Regions from separate parts of the Homo sapiens genome. Here all the other regions are linked to region 1. Evidence: chromatin contacts called from ENCODE Hi-C or POLR2A ChIA-PET data. All regions are on one chromosome and are shown on one strand. Each heading gives the region's core, a stretch centred on a gene start or an enhancer-like site at or near the end of the contact. The rest is flanking DNA. Distances are from core to core; before and after follow the strand shown. Region 1 holds the start of FARSB (phenylalanyl-tRNA synthetase subunit beta). Region 2 overlaps DOCK10 (dedicator of cytokinesis 10). Region 3 has its middle 41 kb from the start of LINC02832.

The links. Hi-C counts contacts between places; a loop is a spot of excess contacts on that map. ChIA-PET counts read pairs that join two places held with the same protein, here RNA polymerase II (POLR2A). Pooled maps may share reads with other maps.
Region 2: a map with no recorded cell type shows a loop between it and region 1 (3-fold over the local background). The contact joins the enhancer-like site here to the promoter of FARSB in region 1. A Hi-C loop is called at or near these places in 1 of 37 single-sample maps with no recorded cell type and 1 of 50 pooled maps. POLR2A ChIA-PET finds 5 or more read pairs at or near these places in 1 of 52 experiments (activated CD4-positive, alpha-beta T cell).
Region 3: a loop to region 1 is called in a map of mammary epithelial cell, with 17 times the contacts of the local background. The contact joins the enhancer-like site here to the promoter of FARSB in region 1. A Hi-C loop is called at or near these places in 1 of 168 maps with a recorded cell type or tissue (mammary epithelial cell) and 1 of 50 pooled maps. POLR2A ChIA-PET finds 5 or more read pairs at or near these places in 1 of 52 experiments (activated CD4-positive, alpha-beta T cell).

The regions. Positions count from the first base shown.
Region 1 is chr2:222,653,961-222,658,431 of GRCh38, forward strand. FARSB (phenylalanyl-tRNA synthetase subunit beta) reads right to left here and starts at 2,132. Exons shown (of 17, transcript NM_005687.5): 1 at 2,056-2,132. The coding sequence starts at 2,113. LOC124907985 (a long non-coding RNA gene) reads left to right here and starts at 2,473. Exons shown (of 2, transcript XR_007088095.1): 1 at 2,473-2,551. RefSeq lists an enhancer at 2,193-2,242 and a silencer at 2,359-2,555.
Region 2 is chr2:225,023,177-225,027,775 of GRCh38, forward strand. The region is part of intron 1 of DOCK10 (dedicator of cytokinesis 10); the gene reads right to left. Among named protein-coding and RNA genes, the nearest start is that of MIR4439, 15 kb to the left of the region's middle. Within about 2 kb of position 3,200, at least 5 of the 41 ENCODE cell types and tissues checked have a DNase peak (open chromatin) inside an H3K27ac peak, as active enhancers do.
Region 3 is chr2:219,686,899-219,691,369 of GRCh38, forward strand. No RefSeq gene overlaps it. Among named protein-coding and RNA genes, the nearest start is that of LINC02832, 41 kb to the right of the region's middle. RefSeq lists enhancers at 833-1,396, 1,077-2,276, 1,397-1,960. Within about 2 kb of position 2,938, at least 11 of the 41 ENCODE cell types and tissues checked have a DNase peak (open chromatin) inside an H3K27ac peak, as active enhancers do; they include mammary epithelial cell, where a contact is called at or near this core.

The DNA.
Region 1 (4,471 bases), core at 882-3,381:
AAATCAATCTTAATTGATCACTGACAATATGAAAAAAAAAGGGAAGCAGACAGAATATGTTAAAACATCAGATGATAGTAAATAGGTTATAAATCTCACCATTTTTAAAAATCTGGATTATTTCTTACCTCCCTAGAAATGGAGACTGGGATGGGAACTGATTATAGATGTTTTGAACAAATATTTGCCACCTACCATCTTAGGCAATTCAGGTATACAGACTGAGCATTCCCAATCCAAAAATCTGAAATCTGACATGCTCCAAAACCCAAAACCTTAAAGTGCAGACATGATGTCACAAGTGGAAAATTCCACACCTGACTCCATGTGACTTGTCAAAAACACAGTCAAAACCTTGTTTCATGCAAAAAAAAATTATTTAAAGTATTCCATAAAATTAACTTCAGGCTATGCATATAAGGTATATGTGAAATATAAATCAATTTCATGTTTAGACTTGGTCCCACCCCCAAAATATCTCATTATGTATATGCAAATATCCCAAAATCCAAAATCCAAGACGCTTCTGGTCTCAAGCATTTTGGATAAGGAATTATTAACCTGTACCACATCCCATTAGTGAGAATATGGTTTAGAAGGGCAGGTAAGAAATATAAATAAGCTCATTATAAAATAAAGCGATTAGGCGATTAGAGCCAAGTACAAAGGGTAAGAGTAATACAATACCCTTGTATTTCCTTTACTTTCAGGGACTTATGGCAGAACTTACGAAGAATATCACATAGAGAATAGGTACTATCTAAAAGTACACACTTAGGAAAGATTCTTAAAAGCCAGCTTTATTTTCACTGTAACAGTAATCTTATTCTGGGAAGCGGTGGCTGTCATTAAACCAATTAGGCCTTTGTTAACACACTGAGCCCTAAAAACAAAAAAAACAGCTCTCACGAACCAGTTGGTCCAGCCTTTATACAAGCTAAAAATTATGGGGTGGGGGCCGGGCGCGGTGGCTCACGCCTGTAATCCCAGCATTTTGGGAGGCCGCGGCAGGTGGATCACGAGGTCAGGAGTTTAAGACCAGCCTGGCCAAGATGGTGAAACCTGGTCTCTCTAAAAATACAAAAAAATTACTCGGGCGCGATGGCGGACGCCTGTAATCCCAGCTACTCGGGAGGCTGAGGCAGAAAATTGCTTGAACAGGGAGACGGAGGTTGCTGTCAGCCGAGATCGCGCCACTGCACTCCAGCCTGGGAGTGCAGACTCCGTCTCAAAAAATAAAAATAAAAAAAAAAATAGGGTGGGGCAGCTGCTACGGCTGTGAGGTAACTGATAACTGCATTTAATATCTCCCTCCTTTTTTTCAATGGTTGTGTTTTTAGAACTGATTAAAAGATGAAATGTAGAATGAAGTCTACACCCATTTAATACTCCCCATTCAGGTCTCAGATCAAATGTTACCACCCTATCTAAAGTTGTTCTTGGCACAACACCTTTTCTTTCCTTGATGGCATTTAACATTATCCGAAATCATTTTATTAACGTGCTGGTTAATTGTCTGCCTCCATCAGACAGAACGTGGACCTGACGTGTCGTGTGCACAGCTCTAGTCCTAAGCTCTTAGAACAGTGCCTGACACATAACAGGCGCTCAGGAAACATTAATAAAACGAAGACAGGTGGAATGCCGTTCTCCACCCCGCTGCACAAATCTCTCCTCCTACCCCCTTATAAACTGAGTTCCCACAGCGCTGCTATTGCAATTAACTGGCTACGCTCGGGATGCAACCCCGGGTTTCCTTCCTGTTCTATCCCCTGGCTTGGATGTCGGTGCCAGGCACGCTGTAGGCACTCGATGGCAGATCGCTGAATGAATGACACGGCAAGCCGGGCACAAGCAGTGGCACCGCTGCGATGCCGGTTCCGAGGCTACCACAGCCCAGCCGGACCGCCACCATCATCGGCCTTCCCGCGTAAACCCCGGCCTCCCGGAGCCAAAACCTTCAGGAAGGCATGAATGTCGCCACATTGCCCTTTTGGAGGGAGGCCCTGCCTCCGAGAAGAGGCGTAGGGCCCAACGTATAGGGCCGCCACTCACTGTAGGTGCGGCCCAGGGCTTGGAAGAGCAGATCACGCTTCACGCTGACAGTCGGCATGGTGTGTCGAACTCACTGCGCCTGCGCAGCGAGCTGACCCGGGCTTCCCTAGCGAAGCGCGTAGGACCCGCCTCTTCTTGTGCGTGTTGTCTTGAATATCGCCATTCTGCTGGCAACAGTTCCTGTTCTCTTTTTAACCTAAAAACACTCATCATGCCATTACCTCGCTGATTAAATGTATCTTTATGAGACTAATAGCTTAAAAGCCTGTAAGAAAGATATAATTTGATAGAACTGGCTAGGATTTGTCAGGCATTGTAATGTACTGACCCTGAAGTCCCGGATGCTTCCAGGGCGCTAACGGCCGGGGACGCCCACCAGGTGGGCGGGGCGAGAGTGGGGCGCGTCAGGGAGGGGGTGGGGCCTCCACGTGGGAGATCTTGCCTGGAGGTGGTGGAAATGCGAGTGGAGAGGGTTCAAGGCTTCCTGCAGAGAAAGGTGTGCAAATCCTGGCGGCGGGAGAGGGGCTGTTAACAGACCTCAGTTTTTACTTCATTCTTTAATCTCTCCTCTACTCGTATAAGTGATATACCTGTGCTTTGTTTGAACTTTACGGCAGCCCTATAAGGGAGGCATTGTAAGAGACCTCTTTTTTTGTCTATTTGCTCAGTGCTCTCTGCTGTCAGTGGGCTGTGCTCAGCCCTCTGCCAGCATTAAATTTCCTCCTTAAAACAACCCTGAGTGTAATAGGCTGAATAACGGCCCCCAATAATATCAGACCCTAATCCCTGCAACCTCTAAATGTAACTTTATATGGAAACAGCGTCTTTGCAGGTTAAGTTAAGGATTTTGAGATGAAGATTATCCTGGATTCGAAAGACGAACACTAAATGGAATCACAGTATCCTCATCAAATCATAAAAGGGAGGTTGAGAGAGACGATTTAGCCACGGTGGCAGAGATTGGAGTATGGCAGCCACAACCCAAGGATGCCAGCAGCCACCAGAAACAAAGAGACAAGCACACACTGGGGGTGAGGGGGTGGAGGAGCGGGGAGCATCAAGAATAGCTAATAGATGCTGGGCTTAATACTTAGGTGATGGGATGATCTGGGCAGCAAACCACCATGGCATACATTTACCTATGTAACAAACCTTCACATCCTGCACATGTATCCCTGAAATAAACAGAGACAAGGACAGATTCACGCCCAGCCCATGGGGCAGCCCTATAATGCATGCTGATTTGGGCCCAGTGAAACTGATTTTGGGTTTCTGGCCTCCAGAACTGTGAGAGCATAAATTTATGGTTTAAGTCAGCAAGTTCGTGGTAATTTGTTTCAGCAGCCAAGGGAAACTAATACATCAAGATAGGTACCATTATCCCTGTTTTACAGGTAATGAAACTAAGGCACAAACTGGCAGTTCCAGGGGGAGCCTTGCCCTAATCCTTTCTACTGTACAGTGAGTGAGGGCTTCTTCCAAAGTCCTTCACATGAGGGGAGAAAAGCTGAGCCAGATGTAAGCCACCCTAACTATTAATCAAGCAGTTTTTCACTATACAGTATTAGCTCCCCTCCATGGGAAGGCAGTCCCTTCCCAGTGACCAACATAACAGATTGGCAACACCCCATAAATGGCAAACATCCCCAATGCAAAATACAGCTTTCCACCTAAAATTGGTGCTTTCTGCTCAATTAATAAGCAAAGGACTAGTGCCAGGCATGATGGCTCACACTTGTAATACCAACACTTTGGGAGGCTGAAGTGGGCAGATCACTTGAGGTCAAGAGTTGGAAACCAGCCTGGCCAACATGATAAAACCCCATCTCTACTAAAATTACAAAAATTAGCTGGGTGTGGTGGTGGGCACTTGTAATCCCAGCTACTGGGGAGGCTGAGGACTGAGAATCACTTTAACCCAGGAGGCAGAGGTTGCAGTGAGCCAAGATCACGCCACTGCACTCCAGCCTGGGTGACAGAGCAAGACTCTGTCTTAAAAGCAATAACAACAACAACAACAAAATAGTAATAATAAATAACCAAAGGACTTCCTGCTGACCTGCTCTGCTTTGGGCACTCCAAAGTGTTCTGTGGCCTCTGAACCTCAGTTTCCTCATCCATAAAATAGGGATAATAATATACACCTTAAAGAATTATTGTGTCCCATATCTGTAATTCCAGCACTTTGGGAGGCCGAGGTGGGAGGATTACTTGAGCCCAGGATTTCAAAACCAGCGTGGGCAACAGAGTTGGACCCCATCTCTAAACAAAAAGAAAAATTAGCCAGGCATGGCGGCAACACACCTATGATCCCATCTACGCGGATCACTTGAGCCCGGGAGGTTGAGGCTGTGGTGAGCTGTGATCGCGCCACAGCACTCCAGCCTGGGTGACAAAGTGAGACCTTGTCTTAAAA
Region 2 (4,599 bases), core at 1,950-4,449, 2.4 Mb after region 1:
AGGCGCCCACCACCACGCCTGGCTGATTTTTGTGTTTTTAGTGGAGACGGGGTTTCTCCATGTTGGCCAGGCTGGTCTTGAACTCCTGACTTCAGGTGATCTGCCCATCTTGGCCTCCCAAATTGCTGGGATTACAGGTGTGAGCCACTGCGCCCAGCCCAAAACAACTTCTAATAACTCTCTCATTCATTTTTGACACATTTGCAATATGAATGCAAATCTCCCAAGTATACACAAAATTGTCAGATGGGGAAAAAAAGTGGCCAATAAACATATAAAACGATGCTCTACTTTCTTTGCTTATAGGGAAATGCAAATTTGAAAAGTGATTTAATACCAATAATACCACCAAACTGGCAAAAATCAAAAAGTCTGACAAGTTTACTGTCAAGGATGTGGTAGAAAGGAAAATCTTTCATACTGCTTATGAGAGTGGAAAGTGGTATAGTCTCTGCACAACAAGCTGGCAGTATTTCTAAAGTTGAAGCAGGGCTCCCCTAGAAAAGTCCATGCACCTGCACACCAAGAGATGGGGAAAAGGCTGTTCTCAGAAGCATCATTGATAACAGCAAAAACCAAAAACTAAATGATATGAAAACAACCTAAATGCCCATCCACAGTAATAACTGTTTCAAGAAAGTATCATCACTAGATGCTAACATTAATAGCAAAGGTATAAAAAGCAGCGGGGGAATCTCAGAAGATCTCCCACAAGTTAATCACTAGTTACAGAAGGGAACCTAGTAACTTTACAGAGGAGCAATCTGCAGACACTTTCTTAACTAAGTGACCAATAACGGGACAAACTGACATGTCCCTCCTGATCCGATGTACTAAGGACACCCTATTTCTTCTGTGACATTCCCACCAAAAATACGACAGCTTAAATCCAACCATGAGGATGTAAACTGAGGTCCACTCTACAAAGCAACTGACCTGTATTTTTCAACATTTCGAGGTCAAGAAAGACAGATAATCTATTCTTGATTAAAGAAAACTTAAGAGATAGCACATCTAAATGAAATGGAATCCTTGGATTCTGGACCAGAAAAAAACAATAGTGGGTTAATTGTCAAAATCTTAGTAACATTTATGGATTACATAATCTTATCAATACTGATTTCTTGATCTTGGTCATTATATTATAGTTGTGTAAGAGAATTTCTTTTAGGAAATATATTTTGAAGTAAAGGGGCATCATGTCTAAAATTTATTCACAGATGTTTAAAAAGAAATAGTATTCTTTGTATGTGTAGAGAGAGAATGAATAATTTTTAAATTTTAAGTATGGCAAAATGTTAACATTTGGGGGATCTGAAGGAAGGGTATATGATATTCTTTGTACTGTATTTTACAATTGTTTTACAAATATGAATGCTTTTCAAAATAAGAAAAGAAAATCAGGCAAACATTGAGCACATTTTGATTCATGGCCAGGCATGGTGGCTCATGCCTATAATCCCAGCACTTTGGGAGGCCGAGGTGGGCGGATGCCAGGAGTTTGAGACCAGCCTGGCCAACATGGCAAAACCCCATTTCTACTAAAAATACAAAAAAAAAAAAATTTAGCCGGGCATAGTGGCACATGCCTGTAATCCCAGCTACTCAGGAGGCTGAGGCACAAGAATTGCTTTAACCAGGGAGGTGGAGGTTGCATGAGCTGAGATCACGCTACTGTGCTCCACTGTGAGCAACCAATGAAACTCTGTTTCAAAAAGAAAAAAAAGAAAAAGAAAAAAAAATCAAAAAAACATTTTGATTCATGGTTACCACAGGGAAGGGATGAACTTGGGAAAGGGAGAAGCTGACGGAGGTCTGCAAAGGTATTGGTCATGTGTATTTCATAAAATTAATTTTATTTGTATTCTTTAAGGAGTAAATAAACGTTCTAGGAACTCATTTATAGAAAAAGTAGAAAACAAGTATTTGCCACATTAAGCAGGTGCCCAGTGCAATGCAAGCTCTCTGGGCTTTGGTGGAGATCAGGGAAGGATTCTTGAGGAGATATCGAGTGAGAAGAATTCTGAGTAAGAATCGTGAAGGAGTCCTGTAGGCAGGAGAAAGACCAAATTAAAGGGCTGTGGCTTAAAGGAAGATGTTGCATAAGGGGTACTTGAAGGTGGTCCCTGGGCCTTTGACCCAGGCAGTAAGAGGACACTGGAGTTCGAAACTCCTAGATCCAAGGTGTTCCATGCTAGCAATGGGACATTTTAATATGTCTCCATATTTCCCTCAGCAAACTGGATAATTCAGAAAAAATCTAATGCACAATCTAATATGACTCACCACAACTAGAAAAAAATATTTAGAAATGGTAGAAATGTTCAACAGCTAAAAATTCCAATGAGAAATGATAGGTTGTGCATTTTAAAAAATAAAGAAATCATGGGCCTAGAATGCAATTTTCCTCACAATCACATTTCATGAAAGGCAATAATTAAAATGGTTAGTTTTAAAAAGTCCCTGAACCTGTTACATTTTCTCAGAAGCATTGGACCGAAATGCCTGGGCTCTTGTTTCCAAGGCTAGGTAATATTCAAAGCCCTTCAGTTAAAAAAAAAGGAGGATAATGCCATACTGCTCCCCTTTTACTACAATATTTGCAATGCATTACCCTTTCAAAATTGACAAGTTATGGTTAGAACATTTTTTAAAAACCATACATATGCATATACATCTATCCATCCATCTAACCAAGAATCATTTATGAAGCTATTATAAAACTCTCTGTCTGGAAGCAATGAGATAATAACTAAATAATTACAATAAAAATTAATTAAGGTATTCAAGAAGTGTTATGGAAATACAGAAGAGGAAGAGACTAAGTCTGCCTGTGGACTCAGAAGAGGGTAACAGAAGAGGGGCAAATTAGTTGGGTCTTGAAAGGCAAGCAGGAGCCGAACAAGAAGAGAAAAAAGGAAGTGTCCTCTGGGTAGCTGGTGGCACGGGCCTGAGTGGCATCCTTGGGTAATGCCCAGAAGCTTGAGTGGCTGAAGTGTGGCAAAGGTTGGAGGAAAGAGAATACTAGAAAGTGAAGCTAGATGCCAGAAAGGTAGGCTGAAACCAAGTGAGATGTAATCCTCTGAGGGCAATAATCAAGAACATTAGCAGCATTCTGGCAGGGCTATATCATGATCAAAGCTGTGTGTTCACAAGATGCAGGCAGAATGGAGGGTGGATAGTTGCCTGGGGAGAGACAGGAAGACAACTAGTGAGAAGGCTGGAAGGAAACCACAAGGACATTGCAAAACACTGTCTGGGGAAGAAATACTGAGTGACTTACATAAATCACTAAGGTCAGGGAGCTGTCTGAAATATTTAGGAGGTAGCCTTGCCAGTACTTGGAGCATGAACTGATGTGGAGTGGCCAGGGGTGGAAATAATTGAGCATGGTTTTAGTTTGAGATTTCCTGGATCCACTGAGGTATACAACTCAGGAAATAAGAAAAGCAGATTTATGAAGCAAGAAACTGTGTTAGATCTGGATCCTGTTGAGTTTGAAGTAATTGAGGAACTTCAGGACAGAGATATCAATGGGCAGAGCTCAGAGATGTGTGAAAGGGTGAAATCACCTAGGGGGGGTTTTGTGGGGAAGGCAGAGAGAAGGGGGTCTAAGATTAGATCCCTTGTACATCCTAACATTAAAAGCCCATTTTTCCTCAAATTGTTCCATGGATTGAAAATATATTGAATAATACTTGATCCACTCTTCTGTGACCAGATATATAGTGAATCTCTGTTTATTGATGAATCAAAGATGTCTTTTTGAATCAAATGCCTGTGTTAAATGGTTCAGACTATCTTTCAGAGTAGTGATGATTGAGTCCCCATACACAACTTATAGTCAGCTTGTCAGGCCCCGTACATAGAGCACGTGGTTCTTCCCACAGGCTCCTCAGTACACAGTACTAGGGAATATATGGAGAAAGAAGTACAGAGCCTTGTAGGTCTGAGATCCGTCATGGATGAAATGTATTCTCACCTAAACAAAATGATGAGGCCTGGTCAGAGACAAAGCCCTACACAGACCTCGCCTGCACACCCAGACCAGGCCCCACTAGTCACCTTTCGTGACAGTCTAGGGTCTACTGAATCACAGTGAGATCATTCTGAGATGTTCACGCCCAGGCACAGGAGCACAGAGGCAACTGGACAGCACTCTCCTTGGCCCGATGACCACTGTAATAATGAACACGGATGTAGCTTCAAAACTCTGAAGCATGTTATCACTTGATCCTTGAGATGGTTTGGATCTATGTCCCCACCCAATTCTCATATCAAATTGTAACCCCCAGTGTTGGAGGTGGGGCCTCGTGGGAAGTGATTGCATCATGGGATCGGTTTCTCATGGTTTAACACCATCCGCCCTGGTACTGTGGTCATGATAGTGAGTCTCACAGGGATATGGTTGTTTAAAAGTGTGTAGTGCCCCCTCCCTCTCTCTCCTTCTCCTGCTCCTGCCATGTAAGACGCCCCACTTCCCCTTTGCCTTCCTCCATGATTAAAAGCTCCCCAAGGTCTCCCCAGAAGCAGATGCCACCATGCTTCCTGTATAGCCTGTGGAACTGTATGTGAGCCAATTAAACCTCTTTTCTTTAC
Region 3 (4,471 bases), core at 1,688-4,187, 3.0 Mb before region 1:
GATAGGGTTTCACCATATTGGCCAGGCTGGTCTCGAACTCCTGACCTCGTGATCCGCCTGCCTTGGCCTCCCAAAGTGCTGGGATTACAGGCGTGAGCCACGGCGCCTGGCCAGCAGGCACCTCTTATGCTTGCTTTGAAAATATACTTATGAGGTTAGTGCCCATCTTCCTGTCTTATGATTCGAATCCTTTCCTTCTTTCTTCCCTAATTCCTGTTCTTTTTCTCTCATGACCCCTGGCTACCCATTAGCCTTTGGAAAAATTCTATTATGTTTGCCTGTTTGTTTTTTTCTTTTTAATGTATATGTTACCAGAAAGGGGTCCCAATCCAGACCCCAAGAGAAGGATCTTGGATCTCACACAACAAAGAATTTCAGGCGAATCCACAGAGTAAAGTGAAAGCAAGTTTGTAAGAAAGTAAAAGAATAAAAGAATGGCTACTCCATAGACAAAGCAGACCCGAGGGCTGCTGGCTGGCTATTTTTATGGTTACTTCTTGATCATATGCTAAACAAGGGGTGGATTATTCATGAGTTTTCTGGGAAAGGCGGGGGGTGGGAGGATTTCCTAGAACTAAGGATTCCTTTCCTTTTAGACCATATAGGGTAACTTCCAGAGTTTGCCATGGCATTTATAAGCTGTCATGGTGCTGGTGGGAGTGTCTTTTAGCATGCTTATGTATAAGTAGTGTACAATGAGCAGTGATGATGACCAGAGGCCACTTTTGTCACCATCTTGATTTTGGCAGGTTTTGTCCAGCTTCTTTACTGCATCCTGTTTTATCAGTAGGGTTTTTGTGACCTGTATCTTGTGATAATGGTCCTGCCAACCTCCTGTCTTTTTTTTTTTTTTTTTTTGAGACGGAGTCTTGCACTGTTGTCCAGACTACTGGAGTGCAGTGGCGCAATCTCGGCTCACTGCAAGCTCCGCCTCCTGGGTTCATGCCATTCTCTTGCCTCAGCCTCCCGAGTAGCTGGGACTACAGGCGCCCGCCACCATGCCCAGCTAATTTTTTGTACTTTTAGTAGAGACGAGGTTTCACCGTGTTAGCCAGGATGGTCTCGATCTTCTGACCTCGTGATCCGCCCACCTCGGCTTTCCAAAGTGCTGGGGTTACAGGTGTGAGCCACCGCGCCCGGCGTAACCTCCTATCTCATCCTGTGACTAAGATTACCTAACCTCTTGGGAATGCAGCCCAGCAGGTCTCAGCCTCATTTCACCCAGCCACTGTTCAAAATGGAGTCACTCTGGTTCGAATGCCTCTGATGTGTACAAATCTATTGTGCTCATTGAAGCTTGCCTTTTTATACACTTCTTGGCTCAGAGAAATACTTTTTTTGGAGGCAGCAAATGTAGCAGAAAGAACAGGCAATTCTGAAGCAAGAAGAGTGATATGGTTAGGCTTTGTGTCCCCACCTAAATCTCATCTTGAATTGCAAACCCCGTCATCCTCACAGGTCAAGAGAGAGACCAGGTGGAGGTAATTAAACCACGGAGTGGTTTCCCCCATGCTGTTCTCGTGACAGGGAGTGAGTTCTCACGAGATCTGATGGTTTCATAAGGGGCTCTTCCCCCTTCATTCGGCCCTTCTTCCTCCCACCTTGTGAAGAAGGTGCCTTGCTTCCCCCTCACCTTCTGCCGTGATTGTAAATTTCCAGAGGCCTCCCCAGCCATGCTGCACGGTGAGTCAATTAAACCTCCTTCCTTTATAAATTACTCATTCTCGGGAAGTTCTTTATAGCAGTATGAAAACAGACTAATACAAAGAGTTTTCTGTGTTAACTCCCGGCACCGTCACTCACTGTTGTGACCTTGGGCAAGTTGCTTAAGCTCTCTGTGTCTGTTTCTTAATCTGTACAGTGGGTATGATATTAATACCTATCTCATAGGTATTTTTTTTTTTTGGTCTTAAATGATTCATGGGAAAAGTATGATGTATGCTGAGAAGCAGCACAAAGACATTTCATGTGTGCGGACCTCATGTACGTGGACCATGTGGAAGGCAGCTTTAGTCCTGACTGCAGAAAAGCGATGTTCACATGCGCGTTGGGAACTGGCCTGCGCACCCAGATTCCCAGATCCAGGAAAGCCCTTCATTTCCAGTGCTTTCCATCCTCGCTCCAGCGGCAGATGTTAGAAGCTGACTGAGATGTTTTCTGGATTAATTGCCCCCAAACATTCAGGGTTTTATGTTTTAGAATGTCTGAACAGGTTGGAATTTGAATCTCCCTTCTGCCACTCCTTGTCTTATTTTGGAAATGAACTTAAAGTCACATTTTTGAGATTCCGACTATGTGACGCATTGAGCTATTTGGAGCGTTGGTTTGCGGCTGTTTCTAAGCCTGGACTCTTGACACGGCTTTGCCTGCAGCTCTGGACTCTCCCTCAGGCTCCAGGGCTCCCTGTGCCCTTGCGGTGCTCCGGCCTCTTGGCTTCTGAGTTAGATTGGGCATCTCTCAGATTCCTTGGCTACTGAGTCTGTACATCCCATGACTCCCGTCCTCCCTCTCCTTCCACAAGCCGGTCGGTGACCACGCAGCCTTCTAGGTGGTCCAAACTTTCTGGAGCTTTCCACTGGGAAGATCCTAATAGCCCTAATCCCTCCTTTAACATCAAGCAGAGCTGCCCTCAATCTTTTAATAGAAGCAGGTGAACTCCGACTAGATTTTTTGTGCACTAGTGAGGCTTGCTGTGTTTACTGGTATATAGGATACATTCCCCGCTTTTCCCAAATGATGGATTATATATGCAAAATAAAATTTTATACTTTATATATGAATAATGTATATGTTACAACATAAGATATATTACGTATTACATAATACTATACACATAACATATATCAAATATATGGCATTGTACGATATCTAATCGTTTATTATATACACAAGTTTTCTTGTCAGTCTTACGCTTTGGTATCAGGCACAGCTGGAAGGCTGAGAAAGAGGTAAAATAATGGGGCATGCTACCCCCTAGTGGCAGAAGATGGCAACATACATTTTGCAAATGTGAGCGCTTTTCATCCCCTTATCAAAAAACAAAACAAAAACCAGAGACCACACAGATGAATATGGAATTTGAGTAACTCCCCTATGTTATGAATTTAAGTATTTTTTCACTGCAACTCATATTCCTAAATACCAAGATATTTCTTTTTAGCTCTGTGATTTTATTCTTGTTTTTAGGGATACTAGACTGTGTATCAAAACCGTACTATTTTTTAATGGAGTCACAATCCTGTGTACTATATTTATAGGAATAAAATATTTCCCTTACAGCTTAGTCTTTATTTTTCCAAAAAACTTTCTGAAAAATTGAGATGTATCTGATATCCCCGCGCATTTCACATGTTGGCAAACATGGCATTTTACTGCCTCTGGTGCACAAAAAGCCCTTGAGCGCTCACCTAATGCTTCTGTGAAGTCAAGGGTTCCGAGCACGCTGACTCCATGTTGCTAGGGAGCCTCTCTAGGAGGCCAGCAGGCCGCTGGGCGGCCCCGACTGGGATCTGCTGTGGTATGTGGCCCTCTTTGCTAGTGCAGGAGCTTCCTCCGGTCACTTTACCTGCATTCCTTTGAGCCTGGGGCCCAGGCGGGGGACCCTAGCAAGAGGCTTACTTACGTGGTCCCCTGATACCAGGCATGGGAATGGTAGCACTTGCTGATTGTGTGGGTCTCTGGCCACAATGGAAATATTTAACACACAACACCTTAGAGTGGAGGTGGGCAGATTTTTCTCTGAAAAGGACCAGAAAGTAAATATTTGATTAAATTAATTAATCAATTTATTTAGAGACAGAGTCTGGCTTTGTTGCCCAGGCTGGAGTGCAGTGGTGCAATCTTGGCTCACTGCAACCTCCACCTCCCAAGCAATTCTGCTGCCTCAACCTCCCAAGTAGTTGGGACTACAGGCGTGCGCCAGCACTCCTGGCCAATTTTTGATTTTTAGTAGAGATGGGATTTCTCCATGTTGGCCAGGCTGGTCTCGAACTCCTGACCTCAGGTGATCCGCCCACCAGGGCCTCCCAAAGTGCTGGGATTAGAGGCGTGAGTCACCATGCCCTGTTTAGAAAGTAAATATTTTAGACTTGTGGCTCAATACAGTCTCTGTCGCAGCTCCTCAGTTCTGTTGTCTTGGTGCAAAAGCGAAAGGATGTGACTGTGTTCCAATAAAATTTCATGAACATGAATATAATTTTCATGTGTCTTGAAATAGTACTCTCCTTTTGAGTTTTTTCAACCGCTTTGAAATGGAAAATCATTCTTAACTTGCTGACAGTATAAAAACAGACAACAGGCTGGAAGTGGCCCGAGGGCCATCGTTTGCTGACCCTCGTCTGAGTATCCCGTTATTCCTTTCTAGCTATGGCAGTCTTTTCTAACAGTCACAAACAGCTGAATTCACGACTCTATTCTATCCAGTTTCCTGGATAAAACATAGTTCATAACCGGTTAAAATTTCTGGTCAATT